Regions from separate parts of the Homo sapiens genome. Here region 1 is linked to region 2. Evidence: read pairs that join two places in POLR2A ChIA-PET (ENCODE). Cell type or tissue: B cell. All regions are shown on one strand. Each heading gives the region's core, and the rest is flanking DNA. Links, peaks and the distances in the headings are about the cores only.

Region 1 (9,564 bases), core at 738-8,737, 67 kb after region 2:
GAAAACCTGAATACTACTTTCTGTTTATTATAACACATTGAAAGTTGTATATTTTGCACATTCTACCAAGAATCCAACCATATACTGCCATTTAAACAAGATTTCTGCTGTATTTGAGTTATATTAATTTATTTGAATGATGGTATGTCAATATATGTCAATATAAATCTAAAATAAAAATTTTCAGTATAATTCAGCAACATGTGTCTCACATTAGTGGAAGAAAAGTCTCAATGGATGTGCCAGCAAGTGGTAGCACAATTAATGGTCACGTTTCTTTTCTTTTTTCTTTTTTGAGATGGAGTTTGCCCAGGCTGGAGTGCAATGGTGCGCGACCTCAGCTCACTGCAGCCTCCGCCTTCCGGGTTCAAGCGATTCTCCTGTCTCAGTCTCCCGAGTAGCTGGGATTATAGGCCCATGCTACCATGCCAGGCTAAATTTTTGTATTTTTAGTAGAGATGAGGTTTCACCATGTTCGCCGGGCGGGTCTCAAACTCCTGACCTCAGGTGATCCACCCGCCTCGGTCTCCCAAAGTGCTGGGATTACAGGCATGAGCCACCGCACCCGGCCAATAGTCACATTTCTAATTTTATCAGGTTGACATTCTGATTTCAATGGCACAGACCTAGAACTTGCTAATTTCATCTAGAAAAGCTAGGAACATTTAGACAAAATACTTCTTTGAATTTGAGTTGCTTAGAGCTAAAGCCTACTAAAAACTCAAAACTTTGGTACAATATATTAATGATTTCAGAAAGCCATTGCATAAATAGCAAATTATCGTCCTTTCAAAAATACGTATCAGGGAAGAAATTAGTGTTTGGTCTGGTAACTAGTGATGGAAATCAAAATATTTTACCCAAAATATACTTCCTTGACATATTTTGAAGTGGCTCCATAAAGCTGTTTTTTTGTGGGGGGATTTGCATTCATGCAGCCAGCCCTCCTCTTGTCTAGATCTAGGGAAGATTAACTGAGAGTCTAATGCTTTCAGAGGTCTGAAAAGAAACATTTGCCATCTATTCTCTCTGAGGGCTGCTGGGTTTTATCTACATAACAAGACTACCTTTGCTAGCCAAGCCTCTTTCTCTCTCCCATAACCTCTCTTGTCACTAAAACCTGTTTTTGGCCATGCTCTGAGCCTGCATTCTTTCTGTAACCTCAAGATAATATACAATTTTTTGAACACCATTAGTAGATTGGGTCCTTCATTCTGAAGGCTCCCCTGTATACACATTAAATAAATTTGTATCCTCTTCTCCTTTTAATCTTACATCTGCCGCATGTCAGTGATTTTCGGCAAACCTTCAGAGGGGCAAAGGTTAAAGTTAGCCCTTGGCACCTTCAGTTGGGTGCAGTGAGCAGCGAGATTAAAATTTCACCCCGCTGGAAGTCACAGTTACGAGAACCCAAGACCTAATCTGCTGGCAAAAAGAGTAAGAATTTCTTACCAGAAAAGCTCCTGGCCTCTATCTCTCTCTCTCTGTAATCTGATCAGGTGAATGGTAAAAATCACTCTTTCCTCTGCACAATTTTGATTAATGCGAGACAAAGATTTATGTGACTTAACTTGGGGTATAGTATCTCTGGTGTACTTTTTGGTACTTTGTGTATGAATATTCATATTGTTTGATCTCTTTCCTCCCAGAAACAGTCTTTTTCTTTGTCTCTGTCTTTCTGTGTTGTTCATAAAGAGGGATACCAAATAAAGTTCCCTCTTGTTCAGTTTTATGTCCTGGAGAGCTTGACATCTGACTAAGTGGGAGCAGTCTTTCCTGGTCTCCATCACCCGAAGGGCATGGTTGTTGGATCACATCAGGTGGCCATCCTAAAAATGCCTGGGAACCCAAGACTTTTTTTGTTACTAATCTCCCAAGCTCGGGGGCGGGGGTTTGTCATAAGAAGTCCTGTCCATAAGGAGCTTTTGTTTTCTCAGCCGTTGTTGCCTGGTTAATGCCGGGAAAGTCCAATCCCAGGAGGGGACACCTGGTGTCACAGATTACTGGCACCCCCCTCACAACTGTGACTGGCACCCCCCTCAGAAATTTGTGGGTTCCTTAATATCTGTGGCAACAAGAGTCTTTTGCTCTCTTAGCCTGTTTCCGGGAGTGAGATTTTTGGTGGGGGAATCTTTGGCATTGTTTTTGTCTATGCCCTAAAATTACATTCTGGCTTTACAGGAAGAGGCTTTTGGATTGAGTTGTTACTGGAATAAGTACACCACTGGAAACCCTAATTGTCGGTGGCCAGAAGACGGATCCTTTAAGTTAGACTAAAATTCCTAAATTAAAAAAAAAAAATTAGAGATATCTTACACCAAACAATTGATGCGAAGATTAAATTAAAAGGATACACAGGCTGGGCACTGTGGCTCTCCCCTGTAATCCCAGCACTTTGGGAGGGTGAGGTGGCGGATCATGAGGTCAAGAGATCGAGACCATCCTGGCCTACATGGTGAAACCCCATCTCTACTAAAAATACAAAAGTTAGCCGGGCATGGTGTGTGCCTGTAGTCCCAGCTACCCCGGAGGCTGAGGCAGGAGAATCACTTGAACCGGGGAGGTGGAGGTTGCAGTAAGTCGAGATTGTACCACTGCGCTCCAGCCTGGTGACAGAGTGAGACTCTGTCTCAAGAAAAAAAAAAAAAAAAAAGAAGGATACATAATAGGGTCATAGCTAGCTTTCAAAATTCTCTTGACTAAATTAAAGGGCAAAAATTTGACCTAAAACATTTAAAATCCTTTGTAAGAGATTGCCTGAGGGAATAACAATAAAAGCCATCCTGCCTTGTGGTCTAATAGTTAAAAGTCCATGCTTTCAGCATCAACGCCTGGCTTTGATACCCAGTCAGGGGGCCCTGTTGGTTTGACATCTGTGTGACTTTTGACTTTTTGGAGGTGGTCATTTATTTCTTTGGAGACACCTCATACATCCTTGGTTAAGTCAGAACCTTGGTTAAGGCTTATTAATTTTACCAGGGAGTGTATTTTGGTTAAAAAAAAAAATCCAGGCAAGGTGGCTCACGCCTGTAATCCCAGCACTTCGGGAGGCCAAGGCGGGTGGATCATGATGTCACGAGTTCGAGGCCAGCCTGGTCAATATGGTGAAACCCTGTCTCTACTAAAAATACAAAAATTAGCTGGGGGCTACAAAAAGTAGCCAGGGGGCGTAGCTCCTGGCTACTCGGGAGGCTGAGGCAGAAGAATTTCTTGGATCTGGGAGGCGGAGGTTGCAGTGAGCTGAGACGGTGCTACTGCATTCCAGTCTGGGCGACAAAGCAAGAGTCTGTCTCAAAAAAAAAAAACAGATTGTTTTCCCGTTTACTTTCACTTCTCCCTGCTTCTCCTTCCTCTTTGCCATTTTTGGTACCACAGGAAAAGGTCTAGAAAAGACTTCTAACAGCTCACACTCCTTAAGGGACTCAGAAGAAGGTAACTCAGAGTACTCTTACTCCTTTCTGGGAGTCTTCTTTCCTTGCAGTTTTAAGCGTCGTAGGCAACCTCCTGTGAGGTCTAAAACTCTGCTCTCTTTTGTATTGTGTTACCTGATCACTTTGGCTTTTGACCAGAAATTATTTGGTATTATGAGAGACTTGACCTTAGTGTATGTAATGGCTAGGCAAGAGTAACAGTGTTAGACATGGCCAACTATAGTTGTTTCCAATAAATGCTTGTTACTACAGGGGGCTACTCATTTGCACATTAGATGAACAACGGTGCGGTTTAAACACCCAGAAAAATGTATTTGCGGCAAAGTGACCAAAGTGTGTGGCCTGGTTTCCATGGTGCTTTCCTCTTTTGGGGGTACCTGGGATTCAGTGAAAGCCTTGATTTTTTTTTTTTTTTAATTATACTTTAAGTCCTGGAATACATGTGCAGAACGTGCAGGCTTGTTACATAGCTATACATGTGCCCTGGTGATTTGCTGCACCCATCAACCCGTCATCTAGGTTTTAAACCCCGCGTGCATTTGGTGTTTCTCTTAATGCTATCCCTCCCCTTGCCTCCTACGCCCCGACAGGCCCTGGTATGTGATGTTCCCCTCCCTGTGTCCATGTGTTCTCATTGTTCAACTCTCAGAAACCCTTGCTTTTTAAACATCTAAATGCTTTGCCTTTTAACTGCATCCACTTTTTTCATATTTAAATTATTAGGCCCTATAAACTAAAAATACTTTGTTAGCCTTGTTCCTTAATGAGTTCTGTCCTGACCTCAGTGGTCCACTTGAAAAACACAGACTGAATTAAAAGCTACCTATCTAAATGAGATTGCTCTCCTTATGCAATCTTACGGTTAATTCCTAAGGAATCTTGGCATTCATTTTTAATCTTCCTTTGACTACTCAAGCTTCTTGAAAAATCAAATTCTCTCTGTGCTTTGAGATATAAATTTGCTACCTGTTTTCTCTGAAACTCAGAAGGGGTACTCCAGATAAGCCTTAAATTTTTCCATTTACAAAGGCATAGTTTCAATCTGTCTTTTTAGACTAGTGAGTTTTACCTGTCTTATGGCTAAAATTCTAAAATCAAAACAATAAAGTCTTCATGTGCAGATGTGTATGCTATACCTTGTGTCTCTCTATACATACATGTATATGTATATATGTATTTATAGCTATACATGTTTAATATTGTCTACACATGGTACCACATTAATTTAAAAATAAATGAGTACTCATAAATTAAGACCAAATGCTTTTCAAGTTCATGTGATTTTAGCAATCTTTGAGAAATAAAGATAGTTTTAAAATTATTGGTAAAATAATATTAAAATGTCTTCAAAATTTTAATGTAGACATTTTTGTCTGAGTCTATTGATCAGGCAGGTTTATGGCCAAAAAATTGTTGCTTGATATTTTTGATACTTGATTAATTTGTTTCCGAGTCTGTGTATCTTGATTACAGCCTTTCGATTCAGAGGTCTAGACAGATGCCCATGATGAGGGTGGGGGATAACACCTGGTCCATCTTTCCTATCCCAGTTATGCCTCCCCTGCTGGGAGATTAGATTCTCTCCTATCCCAGTTATGCCTCCCCTGCTGGGAGATGCTGTGAGAAATTAGATTCTCCAGGCATTGTCTTTTGTCCTGGGCTCTGCATCTGATATGTAATTAAAATTACCTACTTCCTAGATTTTTTACTAAAATAAAAGTTACTAATTATTAACACTATAATAACTATATGTAGTCAAAACTACTAGATATAAGAGAAAAAATATGCAAAGTGTGTAAGGAAGTAGAGTATGTTTTTGGTAAGAAGGATTATAAAAAGGCATGTAAATTTGTGTGTCTATGGTCTTTTTTTTTTTTTTTTTTTTTTTTGAGAGAGGGTTTTGCTCTGTCACCCAGGCTGGAGTGCAGTGGTGTGATCATGGCTCGTTGCAGCCTTGACCTCTCAGGATCAAGTGATCCTTCCAACTCAGCCTCCCAAGTAGCTGGGACTACAGGCTTGCACCACAATGCTTGACTAATTTAAAAAAACTTTTTTGTACAGATGGGGTGCCCCTTTGTTGCCAAGGCTCGTTTCAAATTTCTGGGCTCAAAGTGGTCCTCTTGCCTTGGCCTCCAAAAGTGCTAGGATTACAGGCTTGAGCCACAACACCCAACCTTGGTTTTTGTTAAAGTGAAAGTAATTTTGTCTAGTTTAGAGGTTTTAAGGATTGTTTTAAATTGAAGAAATTTTAAAAATTGTAAGAGGTTATAAAACTGAAATTGTATGGATTTGTTTATAAACTTATTAAAATTAGCTTTAGCATTAATAATACATGAATACAAAGGTAAAATTTGGTTTTCTCTTTTGAATAATCTTTTAATATAGTATTAATAAGAGGTAGTAAAAAATTTTATTTGCTGTTTGACTAAGCTGCAAAAAAAAAAAAAGGAGGAGAGAGGGGGAGAGACAGTTTCAGTTTGCCTCATGCTGTCTTTATTAGACCTTATGATTGTTTAAGAAACTGAGTCTTCTCTCTATGCTTTTTGAAATCTCTGAATTATTATTTTGGCTAAATGAATGTCTTATTTTACAGAGACCTGTGATCTTATTTTGTGATATCAAGGATTTTAAACTTTTGATGTTTGATAAACTTTCCAAAATCAAAATTCAAATGCTAAATTCAGTCTTTTTTACCTCAACTACCTTTTTAAATATTACAGCCCGTGGAAGTCCAAGAAAAACATATACAGCTTATTTGGCATGTTCAAATTATACAGGAAGCATTGTCAAGTCTGAAATGTGTTTTACTTTGCATTATATTTATATAAGTGTGTTATTAAGATGTGTTCTAAAATTGTATGAGGTTCCTGAAATTCTGATATGTTTTAGCATATGTTATCAGTAGTATTTAATTATAATTATTATGTTAAATTGTTATATGCTATAGAAATAACTGATTTTTCTTGTCAATTTTCTTTAACCATGCCAGTCTAAGACTTTTGTCATACACAGACAATTATTATTTTACTCTGACTCTTCTTAAAAGGTGGTTTATAATCAGCCACAATCCAAAGTTTGCTTCTTTCTGGAAATTCATGGAAAGTACTTTTGTAAGTACTCTTAAGTACAGGTTTCTAATAACTTTGGAGATTATACAATTTGATTAGGTAAAAATCACAAAATTTTTAGGACTCTAATTAAAAAGCTGATGCATTCATGGCAACTGCTAACGCAACATCAAGCAGAAGAAGAGTTAATTACATTGGCTAAAAGTAACAGAAAACCGAAATCATTTTAATGACTTTTTTTGTTTGAACATTGCTGATTATTTTTGTTTTTTTTTTCAGAGTTAAAACACTTTTTTTAGGGCTATTTATATCTTACAACAGATTGGATAAAGCATACTTTTGTGAACAAAATTTGAAGCATATTTCTTTCTACCTGCCTTCTTCAGAATTTAGAAACTATTTGTGAGCATTTTTAGTTTCTAGGAATATAATGTTTTGTGTAAGTTCAGCAAGAATATGTTTTGTTTTTTAACAGTACACAATTGCAGACACTGGTTATTTCATCAAGGATTTGAGTGGAGTGGTATATTTTTAGAAATGTCCAGACTACTTTGAGGAATTGAGTTTGACTTTATAGAGCCAATAAAAAGCCTCTTGGAAAGACTTGCCTGATACCTTGCCTATGTGGTTTCTTTACGAAGTTCCTGACTTGCGGTAAAGCAGCATTCCCATCCTCCGGGTTGCGGACCAGCACATGTCTGTGGCCTGTTAGGAACTGAGCCACACAGCAGGAGGTGAGCAGTGGGCAAGTGAGCATTACCACCTGAGCTCCACCTTCTGTCAGATCCACAGTGGCATTAGATTCTCATAAGAGCACGAATCCTATTGTGAACTGTTCATGCAAGGGATCTAGGTTGTGTGTTCCTTATGAGAGTCTAACTAATGCTTGATGATCTGAGGTGGAACAGCTTCATCCCAAAACCATTTCCTCCCCTGCCCCCTGGTCCTTGGAAAAATTGTCTTCCAGGAAACCAGTCCCCGGCGCCGAAAAGCCTGGGGACAGCTGAACTAAAGAATGTCACTTTCTGACAGGCCCAGGAATCTCAAGTTATTTTAGGACCCTGAGAAGAGAGAAATTCACCCAAATTCATACAGGTGTGTACAAGCACAAATAAATCTTTGATTTGGTTAACCTCAAGAAGCTTTTGAAAGTCTAATCTGAGATTCCTTATAAGGAAAGTCTCAGTAAAGCCAATTTAAAAAGACCTTGTATGGCCAATCACATTTTTGCTGTACTTCATGCAAATAATCAGACCAAGTAGAATATATAATATGACTAAAACTTATTTTGCAAATAAATAAGGACTATGACTTATCTTTGGTAGAAATGGGGAAGTGGAGAGAGAAAAATTATCTTTCAAAAGAAAACTATACAGACACCTGTTGTTAGATTCTAGCCTTATTCATTGTTTTTGAGTTTTTATTATTTGCCTATAGTTTGGACTGAATCTTGAATTCTTTCTTGGCTACAAGTCTCCAAACTAAGGTTTTTAATTTTTTCTTCCATTTTTTTCTAACCTGAAATCTCTAGAAATTAAAACTGTGCTTTTCATAAAGCCCGGCAGACTGAAGTTAGACAATTTAAATTTTGAGAGAAATAACAGCCACTTATATGTAAACAACCTTCACGCCTGCTGATACGGACTTCTCAGAAAGTTCACTTGAAACCCTATTTTGTAACACAATTCAGAATAATCTGGCATATTGCCATTGCATTCTGAAGATGCTTCAGAGACTCTAGAAAAACTAGTCTATAGACTGCTCTAGACAGTTTTTAACCTCTGTTTAACCCTTGTTTTTTTCTATTTCCTTAGAAATACTTCTTATTAAAGATCTGTTTATCTGCATCACATATAGAGGCCTAGTCCAACTCCCATGCCACCTTCTGGAATGGGACACAGCTATTTAACTGAACTGATCTATTCTCAGGACTAAGAGACTGACTAAACAAGACTTGAGATAATATATTTAAATTTACTTTTTTCTGTTTATCCCAATTTGTCTTTCCATCTTTTGTCTATTTCTATCTAACAACCTCTAATCCAAATCTCTCCAAAGCTGTTAGTTTGGCTTTTAATATGTGAAACGCTTTTTAAGTTTCAAAGTGGGGATTGAAGTAAATAAAAAGTATTTTACTCCAAAATATATTTCTTTAACATATTCTGAAGTGATCCTGAAAATGTGTCTTCTGTGGGGGAAATTTGCATCTGTAGATCTGTAGAGAATTTGCATTAATGCAACCAGCCCTTCCCTTGTCCAGATCTAGGAAAGATTAGCTGAGAGTTTGGTACCTTTAAACTACTGAAAATAAACATTCACCATCTAAATTCTCTGAGGGCTGCTGCCAATGAGGTTTCATCTACATAACAAATCCACCTTTGCTAGCCAAGCCTCTTCCATTCTCTCTCCCATAGCCTGTCTTGAAACTATTATTAAAACCTGGTTGTGGTCATGCTGAGTCTGCATTCTTTCTGTAACCTTAAGATGTTATATAAGCATCTATACCCCCTGGAAAGTTGAGGTCTTCATCCTTAAGCCTCCCAGGTATAAATGTTAAATAAATTTGTGTGACTTTTCTCGTATGTATCCATCTGCCTCATGTCAGTGACTGTTAGCAAAACCTCAGCGGGCATTTGGCCCCTATAGTAGGCATCATAGAGCAGCTGTTCCAGACTTCACCTCGAATGAAGCAAAACTTCCATAATTAGATAGCAGTTTTACTTTTAATAGGAAGTGTTAAAGTGAAACCCGGAAGATGAAAACCCACAAATAAACCTGCTCCAAAAGTAAATCCATCAACCTGCACAGAAGTGAAACAAAGATTTTTGTAAAGTGCGAGATACCATTTCTGTTCGTCTTAGAAATGTATAACCAATGAATTTAGCATCCAACAATGAAAACTTAGCACCAAGAAGGCCTTTTGGGTCACGAAGAGAATGTTGGCCTATAAGTCCAAAGACCCGGACCCCAGATTTTGCTCTGCCCAAGAGTCTATAAAATTTGGGACAATTTCCTCTTGCAGCTCCATTTTCCTGAATTGTTTTAAAAAATGGGGTTGGATTAAA
Region 2 (8,740 bases), core at 1-8,000:
CCGGGCCCTGCCCCCCTCCTACGGGAGGGTCGCGTCTTTAGGTGGGGGCCTTGTATCCTAAAGGCCTCAACAAAAAGGCCACACGGGTCACCTAAAACATAGTCTTTCCCGTGAGCGGTGTAGTCAGCATTCTGTGGTCTGGTTCTGGGATTGAGATTAACACAGGATGTTTACTGCATGCTTGCCTCTCTCTCATACACTCTTTTTGCACCCGGAATTAGAGGAGAGATGGTAGATGGCCATAAAAACCCCAAATACAACGTACAGAATGAAGAGCAGCTGATAAAATTCTGGGCCAGTTTGGAGTAGAGTGTGTACACAATCAGCTGGGAGAACTGAGTCATTCATTCATCAAAATCGCATGAATGTGTCTACCAAGTGTGATGTTAGGTACTGTGGGTGATAACGAGGCGTCAGACTTATCTCTGTTATAGCGCTGCACACATTGGATTGTAATTGTGACATTTCTATCTCTCTAAAATAGACAACCTCTCCTGTTTCATCTCCTGGCAACAGAATGCATCCTCCTTTTGGGAAACTGCCTCTTTCCCCACTCCTCAGAGGTGAGCTTCTCTCCCAAACGTGTGCCATGTCTGAACCTCGAGACTACCCCATCACTCTTCCCCCTTCCTCCACCGACATGGGTTCATCGAAGGGTGGCTGGGTGACCAAGACAGGTCAAACAGAATACTTTCCTGGGTACATAAAGAGTTACATATTCTGTTTCTTGTGGAAAAGATCTGCCTCTAGGAGATGATGAGGCCAAACTGAAGACAGAAGCAAAGAGAAGAGAAAGGGAGATGAAGAGGGCATGTTCTGATGTTACCACAGTAGCAAAGCAGGATATCCCCAGAGCAGCTGGCATTTCAGCAACTCCTGGATTCTGGGATCTACAACCCGCAAACTCTCAACTTATCCTCAGTTTTGCTTAAGCTAGTAATAGTTGATTTTCTGTCACTCACAGCTCAGAGTCCCAGTATGAGAGGCCACGTAGGGGAGGTTTTATTTGAACTTGACATTGAAAAGTAGGTGGATTTTAGGCTAGCAAAAATTTAGAAGACTTTCAAGGCCAGAGGGTAGCAAAGTATAGCCCACAGGCCAAATCTACGCCACTGAATTTGAATGACTGTTTTTTATATGTTCAAATAATTACATTTCAAATCACTACATAAATAGGACATAATATTTTCGACCTTGCCTCTTAAGCCTCAAAGTCTAAAATATGCTTTACAGGAAAAGTTTACCCACCCCAGTGCTAGGCAGAGATAACACTCAGCAGGTTAAATGTGGGAATAAGAAGGAAGTGGTATTAGAAAGGTAGATTTATGGGAATTTTTTAATTGTCCTGTAATCTAGTAATTTTTTTTAACTTCCTGTGGTCTAGAGAATATTTATAACAGCAGTATTTTCTGTTTCCCTCCCCAAATCTATCGTTTCTACTTCTCTACCAAGCCGTGCCTTTGGATGCCTACAGATAAATCACTAGGCCCCTTTGACCTGTGGCTTCCTGTTGTGATTGACCAATGGGAAGCACTGGCAGAAAATCAAAAGAAGGGAGGAGAGAAATATCAGAGTATTCTTCTTTCCTTTAACCCAAAATTTTGGCCACAGTCCTGTCCCTCTATGACTACAGGGCCTGTGTAGAGGCCTCTTTTCCATGGCCTCAGCTCTCATGGGTCTCTAATAAAACAATTTGTTTCCAGTGTCCCTTCAGGCCTAGAGTGTGATGGCTTCCCCTAGTTCCTTTTGGCTCACTGCAACTTCTGCCTCCCAGGTTCCAGTGATTCTCGTGCCTCAGCCTCCCGAGTAGCTGGGATTACAGGTGTGCACCACAACGCCTGGCTAATCTTTTGTATTTTTAGTAGAGGCAGGGTTTTGGCATGTTGGCCAGGCTGGTCTGGAACTCCTGGCCTCAAGTGATCCGCCCACCTCGGCCTCCCAAAGTGCTGGGATTACAGGCACGAGCCACCACGCCCGGCCTCCCCTAGTTCTCTTAACCCAGTTAATACCTCTGAAATTGTCTCTTCATTACATTCTTTTCAGTAAAATCACTTACAGTGCACCTCCTGTTTCCTACCTAGACTGTGACTGTTACAGTAAGATATGCCAAAAGTAAGATATGCTTAAAATATGATGTGCTTACAGTAAGATATGCATAAAAATATCCACATTTCTGGCCTAGAGAAGAAATGGAAACATATATAATAGCCACAACTATTGTTTAGAGAATCGGCTGCTTTCAGCAGAAAAAGTAATGAAAACCAGGAGCCCTTTTCAGGTACTAGAGCAGATGACCTGGAAATCCACCCCATAGTTGGGCTTTCCTTCTCCTACTCCACACCTGTTCTGTATAGGTCCCCAAGCTGAGCAAACAATTAGAGCTCAGCATTACAGAGTAGGCAACTTCTAGCAAAGGACTGACAGTAACACGGGGAAGAGCTAGTATCTTTTGAGTATTTATAGGGAATGAACATATGGTGAATTTCTGTAACAAGTTTACATCTTTTGGTGTCCTGAAATGTCCATTTTGCAATAAAAGAGAAAGCATAAGGCTTCTCAGGATGGATACAGATCCCTAATTTGGGGCAGATGCCAAACAAGTAATTCAGCATCAAATCACAACTTGAATGCCATAGAGAGAAATAAGGATTTTATTTATAAGGCAATATGGAGGCATCAATTGATTTTTTTTTCTAGGTGGATATTACATGATACATTTTCTACTTTTATAAAGTGAATTTGGTAACAATAAAATGCTTGGATTGGAGTAGGGAGACTTTGGTCATAAGAAATGAAAACTCCAGTTTGAAAACTACCAAATTCCACAAAAGCATCCCCCAGTTAGAGCTTACCTTACTAGAAGGTAAGCTCTGTGAGGGCAGGGGTTTATCTGTTTGATTCCCTAATATCCGCGTATCTAGAAAAGTGCTTGGCACATAATAGGCACTCAATAAATATTTGTTGCATAAATAAATAAATATAGTTATCCAATTTTATTATCAGTAAGAATCACAAATTAAAAGTAAGTTAAAAAAACAATATAGGCAAATGAATAAATTACACTGGACCTTGGCAAAACAGGAAAGGGGACCCACAGAACTATACTTCTGGAAAGAATTATCTGTCTCCTTGGCCCCCAGTGCTTCCTAGCTCATCAGCATAATATACCTAAGAGAACAGTTCCAAAAATGAGGATGCAATTAGAACTGTTATTCACTTTCACCAAGAAGACTGTATGAATATTCTAAGGTTGCCATAACAAAATACCACAGACTGAATGGCTTAAATAACAGAAATTATTATATATGTTTTTCACAGTTCTGGAGGCTAGAAGTCCAAGAGCAAGGTGTCAGAACATTTGGTTTCTTCTGAAATCCCTCTTTTTAGTTTGCAGATTGGATTAGGGCTAACCCAAATGTCTTCCTTAAAGACCCTGTCTGCAGTGCAGTCCCTCTGAATTACTGGAGGCTAGGGCTTCAACATGTGAATCTTAGGGACAGATAATTCAGCCCATAGTAGAGACTATTAGGACAATAATCCAACCGTACAGTTTAGGCCTCTTTACTCCAGGCCTTGAAGCATTTTTGTCTGGACTCTCATAACATATGTAAGTTCCCCAACCCTATTCATGCTCTCAACTTTCCTCAGTTGCTCAAGTCCCCTCACCCTATGGAATTCACTATCAGTTACTCACAAAATTCCCCATATCTCCTTTGTAACTATTCCCTTTCCCTTCTTTTCCTACTGGAACTCAGGGGTCACCTGGGGACATTGCTCTTCCAAGAGCCCTCTAAATTAGAGGCTGTTTCTTCTAACATACCCTAGACCCCATTGGACCTGGAGGTGCCATGGTTTTTATCTTATTGCCTTTTTTAGAACATATGTCTTTCCTATTTTTAAATATTTTCAACTTCTTTAAAGCTCATATCCTCAAATTCTGTCACCTACTACATACCCTTATTGCAATTATCTGTACACTTCTGGGTAACTTCTTACTCCTTACAGATGAGACCTTTTTTTCTCACTCTCTGTCATCACAGAACACTTGATGATTTCAGTGTATACATAAACATACAGAGTCATTCCTTCTGGTAACCTGATCTCTCTTTCCTTGACTTCCTTATTAATATTATTTTTTTTTCCTGAGATGGAGTCTCACTGTGTCACTGAGGCTGGAGTGCAGTGGCACAATCTCGGTTCACTGCAACCTCCAACTCCCAGGTTCAAGCGATTCTCATGCCTCAGCCTCCCAAGTAGCTGGGATTACAAGAGTGTACCACCACGCCCAGCAAATTTTTTGCATATTTAGTAGAGAGGAGGTTTCACCATGTTGGCCAGGCTGGTCTTGAACTCCTAATCTCGAGTGATCTACCTGCCTCAGCCTCCCAAAGTGCTGTGATTACAGGCATGAGCCACCACGCCGGGCCTTGACTTCCTTATTCTGATGAGCTTATACCCCATTGTATTAGCCTATTCTCACGCTGCTAATAAAGACATCACCCAAGACCAGGTAATTTATAAGGAAAGAGGTTTAATGGACGCCACATGGCTGGGGAGGCCTCACAATCATGGCAGAAGGCAAATGAGGAGCAAAGTGACATCTTATATGGTGGCAGGCAAGAGAGCTTGTGTAGGGGAAACTTCTCCTTTATAAAACCATCAGATTTCATGACACTTATTCACTGTCAGGAGAATAGCATGGGAAAGATCCGCCTCCATAATTCAATTATCTCCCACCAGGTCCCTCCCACCACATGTGGGAATTATGGGAGCTACAATTTAAGATGAGATTTGGGTGGGAACATCGCCAAGCCATATCACCCTATCCCATCTGTCTTACTCTATTTTCAGTTGCTTATAACAGAATATCTGAAACTGGTAATTTATAAAGAAAATGAATGTGTTTGTTACACTTATGAATGCCTCCAATTGAAGGAGTCCCATCTGGTAAGAGCCTTCTTGCTGGTGGAGAATCTCTACAGAGACCCAAGGTGACACAGAGCATCACATGGTGAAGAGGCTAAATGATCTAGCTAAGGTCTCTCTTCTTCTTGTAAAGCCTCCAGTCCCACTCCAATGAGAACCCATTAGTGATTCAGCAATGGATTAATGCATTCATAAGGGCAGAGCTCTCATGACCCAATCACCTCTTAAAGTCTCCATCTCTTCATACTGCCATGCTGCTGACTAAATTTCAACGTGAGTTTTGGAAGGCACAACATTCAAGCCATCGCACCATCTCCGCCAACTCCTCTCAGGGTATTTCACTGGAATTTGCCATTACTAAAAACTCATTCTTTGTCAATTTCAAATGTCTTCCAAGTACCACTTCTCTCTCTCCAACTCACTCCTAGAGGTACCCCACATTCAACAATTCTTCAATTATACAAGAACCTATAATCTGTTTGCCCTGCCACCCTGGTACTGCCTCTCACTTGACCCTATACCCATTTTCTTCTTAACTGGCTTAAATTTGACAGCTCATTTTGATAATCACGCCCTACTCAATACCCTCAATTCCCTTGTCTCTGTCTTCCTCTTTTCTACTTCCATAGCAAGATGCCAAGACATGGCTAATCTACTATAAACTCTACATATTGCCCTGATCAATTAACTTCCTATTCCAAAACACACTGATAGCACACCTTCTTCCCTTATACCTACAAGGTCCCTAGCCTCTTTTTACTCTTAGTGTCTTAGATTTGCGAGAAAATAAAAGCACTGAGGTCAGGCGCGATAGCTCATGCCTCTAATCCCAGCACTTTGGGAGGTCCAGGTGGGCGAACCACCTGAGGTCAGAAGTTCGAAACTAGCCTGGCCAACATAGTGAAACCTTGTCTCTACTAAAAATACAAGAATTAGCTGGGCATGGTGTCCATGCCTGTAGCCCTAGTTATTCAGGAGGCTGAGAATTGTTTGAACCCAGGAGGCAGAAATAGCAGTGAGCCCAGATCTCTAGCCTGGGCAACAGAGCAAAACTCTGCACTCCACTGCACTCTAGCCTGGGCGACAGCGAGAGTCTGTCTCAAAAATAAATAAATAAATAAAATAAAATAAAATAACAGCACTGAAAAGAGAACCTGAACATCATACCCTTTCCAAATCTATCAACCCATCAACTTCTCCTAAGACTGACATCTTCATTTGGACTCTGGATAGTTGAGTGATAGTCAAAGCATTTAACAACCAGAATGGCAGAAGCACAAACATAGCACCAAAGCAGTCTGTGGGGCTTTCTTCTGTTCCAATTGTTACCTTTTAGTTTCTGGATGGTGGGCAGGTCCAAGAAGTTCCAAGGGAAAGGAGGTTGGAGGTGGGAGCACTCAAGGGGCTCAGAAGAGCAATTATTTACAAACTGTCCTGAAAGTATGTTAGTATCTTAGCAGTCATTATTGCTTTGGTTGTGCATGTCTGCTAAACATCAGCCCTGATGAGACCCCATTTCTTCATTTTCTCAAAGATATTACTCCCAAAATTTTCTCTCTCTACTGCATCATTATTTTTTCCTCTAAAACTTGCTGTAATTCCTCCACCTTAACAAACATTTGTCATATCTCCAGTCCCCTTCAGCTATTATAGTTTTCTGCTCCTATTTACAGCAAACCTCTTTGGAATATTTGTCTATTCTTATGGTCTGTACTTCCTACTCTCTCATTCTTTCTTGAATCTATACTAATCATACATTTGCCTACACCACTCCAAAAACAAACTGTTCTTATTAACATTAGCAGTGACTTCCATGTTGCTAACACGGAGATCAATCTCATTCTCCTTTTATTGGCTAATTGTTCACCATTTAACCAAGATAGGTCTACTTTCATGTTTGAAACATTGTTTTGCTTTTGGTTTGTTATTTTATTTCATTTTGTGTTTTTCTTATCTCCCAAGACAACTCTAAATCACTGACCACATTGTGGAAAAGTGACCTAAGTCAATGAATGCTCAACACTTGAGTTTCTTTTGGATAGTGTTATCTGCCAATTATTGGAAATAGTTATGGGCTAGCAACTCTACCTAAAATGTTTCTACCAGGTTACAAAAAAAGTACATCTGACACCAAATTCATACATTATATATGAATGTTCATATATTATACATAATGAATGTTATGTACATATACATATAGTCACACACACACACACACATATATATGTATATATATTTTTCCGATGGAGTTTTTCTCTTGTCACCCAGGCTGGAGTGCAATGGCGCAATCTTAGCTCACTGCAACCTCCGCCTCCCAGATTCAAGCAATTCTCCTGCCTCAGCCTCCCGAATAGCTGGGATTACAGGCACCCGCCACCACGCCTGGCTAATTTTTGTATTTTTAGTAGAGGAGGGGTTTCACCATGTTGGCCAGGCTGGTCTTCAACTCTTGACCTCAGGTGATCTGCCCACCTTGGCCTCCCAAAGTGCAGGGATGACAGGCATGAGCCACCGCACCTGGCCCTAGTCACATATATTTTTATATATCATATATACACATATTTGTATGTACACATACACATTTATTAGCAGATAGATACAAAGAAGTCATAAAGACAGTTTTGAAAACATGTTGGAGTCCCAATTTCCTATCCTCTATGGGTTCTGACTACACAGTCTATAAAAGATTTGTGCAAACACAGACATTATTTTGGAATCATGCCTTGGGAATCATTGCGAAAAGTAAAGGCTGAAAAGCTCCTTTGGCGCATAAACCTTGTCCAAATAAGAGTGTTAAAATATTTCAGGCAATTCATATATCTCCACATATTTTGAGTACCCACAATTTTACTAGTGAAAACCTATTTCTTGCATTCATTAAATGATGCTTTAGAGTTCCTATTATTAATCTAAGATTTTAAAAATAGTTAAAAGGTCTTACTAAAACTTCCTTTAGAGTATAGCCTTCTGATAATCATCTGGGTTGCAATACCTGCAGTTTGAATTCCTAGCTAGGCAACTGACTGCCACTGTACTGTACATAAAAACTAACCACTCCCACCCCTCCCCACACACACTTACATCATTTCTTATCATAGTCTTTAGTGTTTCTGCCCCCATTTTCCAAACATTTAAATGCTACAGTGTTTCTGATTCAGACAATACTCCAGTTCTCAAACTTCTTCTACTTCCTAACTATTCTTACTCTGGAGGATTTATTGAGGAATAATGTCGCATGAAGCTTATTTTGTAAGTCTTAATCCCATTAATCAGGGAGAAGCCCTTTAGACCTAATCATCTCTTATAGGCCCTGCCTCTTAATACTATCAGTTGGTGATACCTGTATTCTGGAGAGACACATTCAAACCACAGCACTGACTGACTACTTTTTCATACTAAGTTGAATATTTAATTAGCACTTATTCAGGAATAATCAAAACTGATGTCATAATTTCTTCAATTTACTTCACCTCTGTACTTACACAGTTGTCACATCAAAAACTTTACAGTCATTTATTCTTTACTGTCTTTCTTTCACACCCTGCATTTATCCTTCAGCAGATTCAGTCAACTCAAGCTTTAAAATACAACAAAAATTCCACATCTCATCTCCTGACTGCTGCTACCGTGGTCTAAACCCTCATCATCTCTCACTTGGGTTTTGGCCGTAGCCTCCTTCGCAGTTTCTTGGTTCTGCTCTTATTCCCCTGGAGTTTACTGACACAGAAGCCAGAGTGACTTATACCTTAAAGCATGCCAGAGCATGTCATTGATTTGTACATGAACCTTGGACGGTATCTCATCTTCTCAGAAT

Evidence for each region. ChIA-PET counts read pairs that join two places held together with the same protein. Peaks named below come from ENCODE experiments on the same cell type or tissue, not always from the same donor. Only the 100,000 strongest peaks of a DNase experiment are listed, where the experiment ranks them.
Region 1: POLR2A ChIA-PET joins it to region 2 with 13 read pairs; 7 of 35 experiments call an interaction of 5 or more read pairs at or near these places.

The regions. Positions count from the first base shown.
Region 1 is chr3:191,252,942-191,262,505 of GRCh38, reverse strand. All of the region lies in intron 4 of OSTN (osteocrin), which reads right to left. Among named protein-coding and RNA genes, the nearest start is that of OSTN-AS1, 23 kb to the right of the region's middle. In B cell, for the core only: no CTCF peak of the experiment used is centred there; a DNase peak (open chromatin) is centred at 3,435; H3K4me3 peaks cover 2,689 bases; H3K27ac peaks cover 6,774 bases.
Region 2 is chr3:191,320,454-191,329,193 of GRCh38, reverse strand. It overlaps UTS2B (urotensin 2B), which reads left to right. Exons shown (of 9, transcript NM_198152.5): 2 at 485-563. Among named protein-coding and RNA genes, the nearest start is that of CCDC50, 4.6 kb to the left of the region's middle. RefSeq lists a silencer at 25-104 and an enhancer at 1-233. In B cell, for the core only: no CTCF peak of the experiment used is centred there; no DNase peak of the experiment used is centred there; H3K4me3 peaks cover 406 bases; H3K27ac peaks cover 1,651 bases.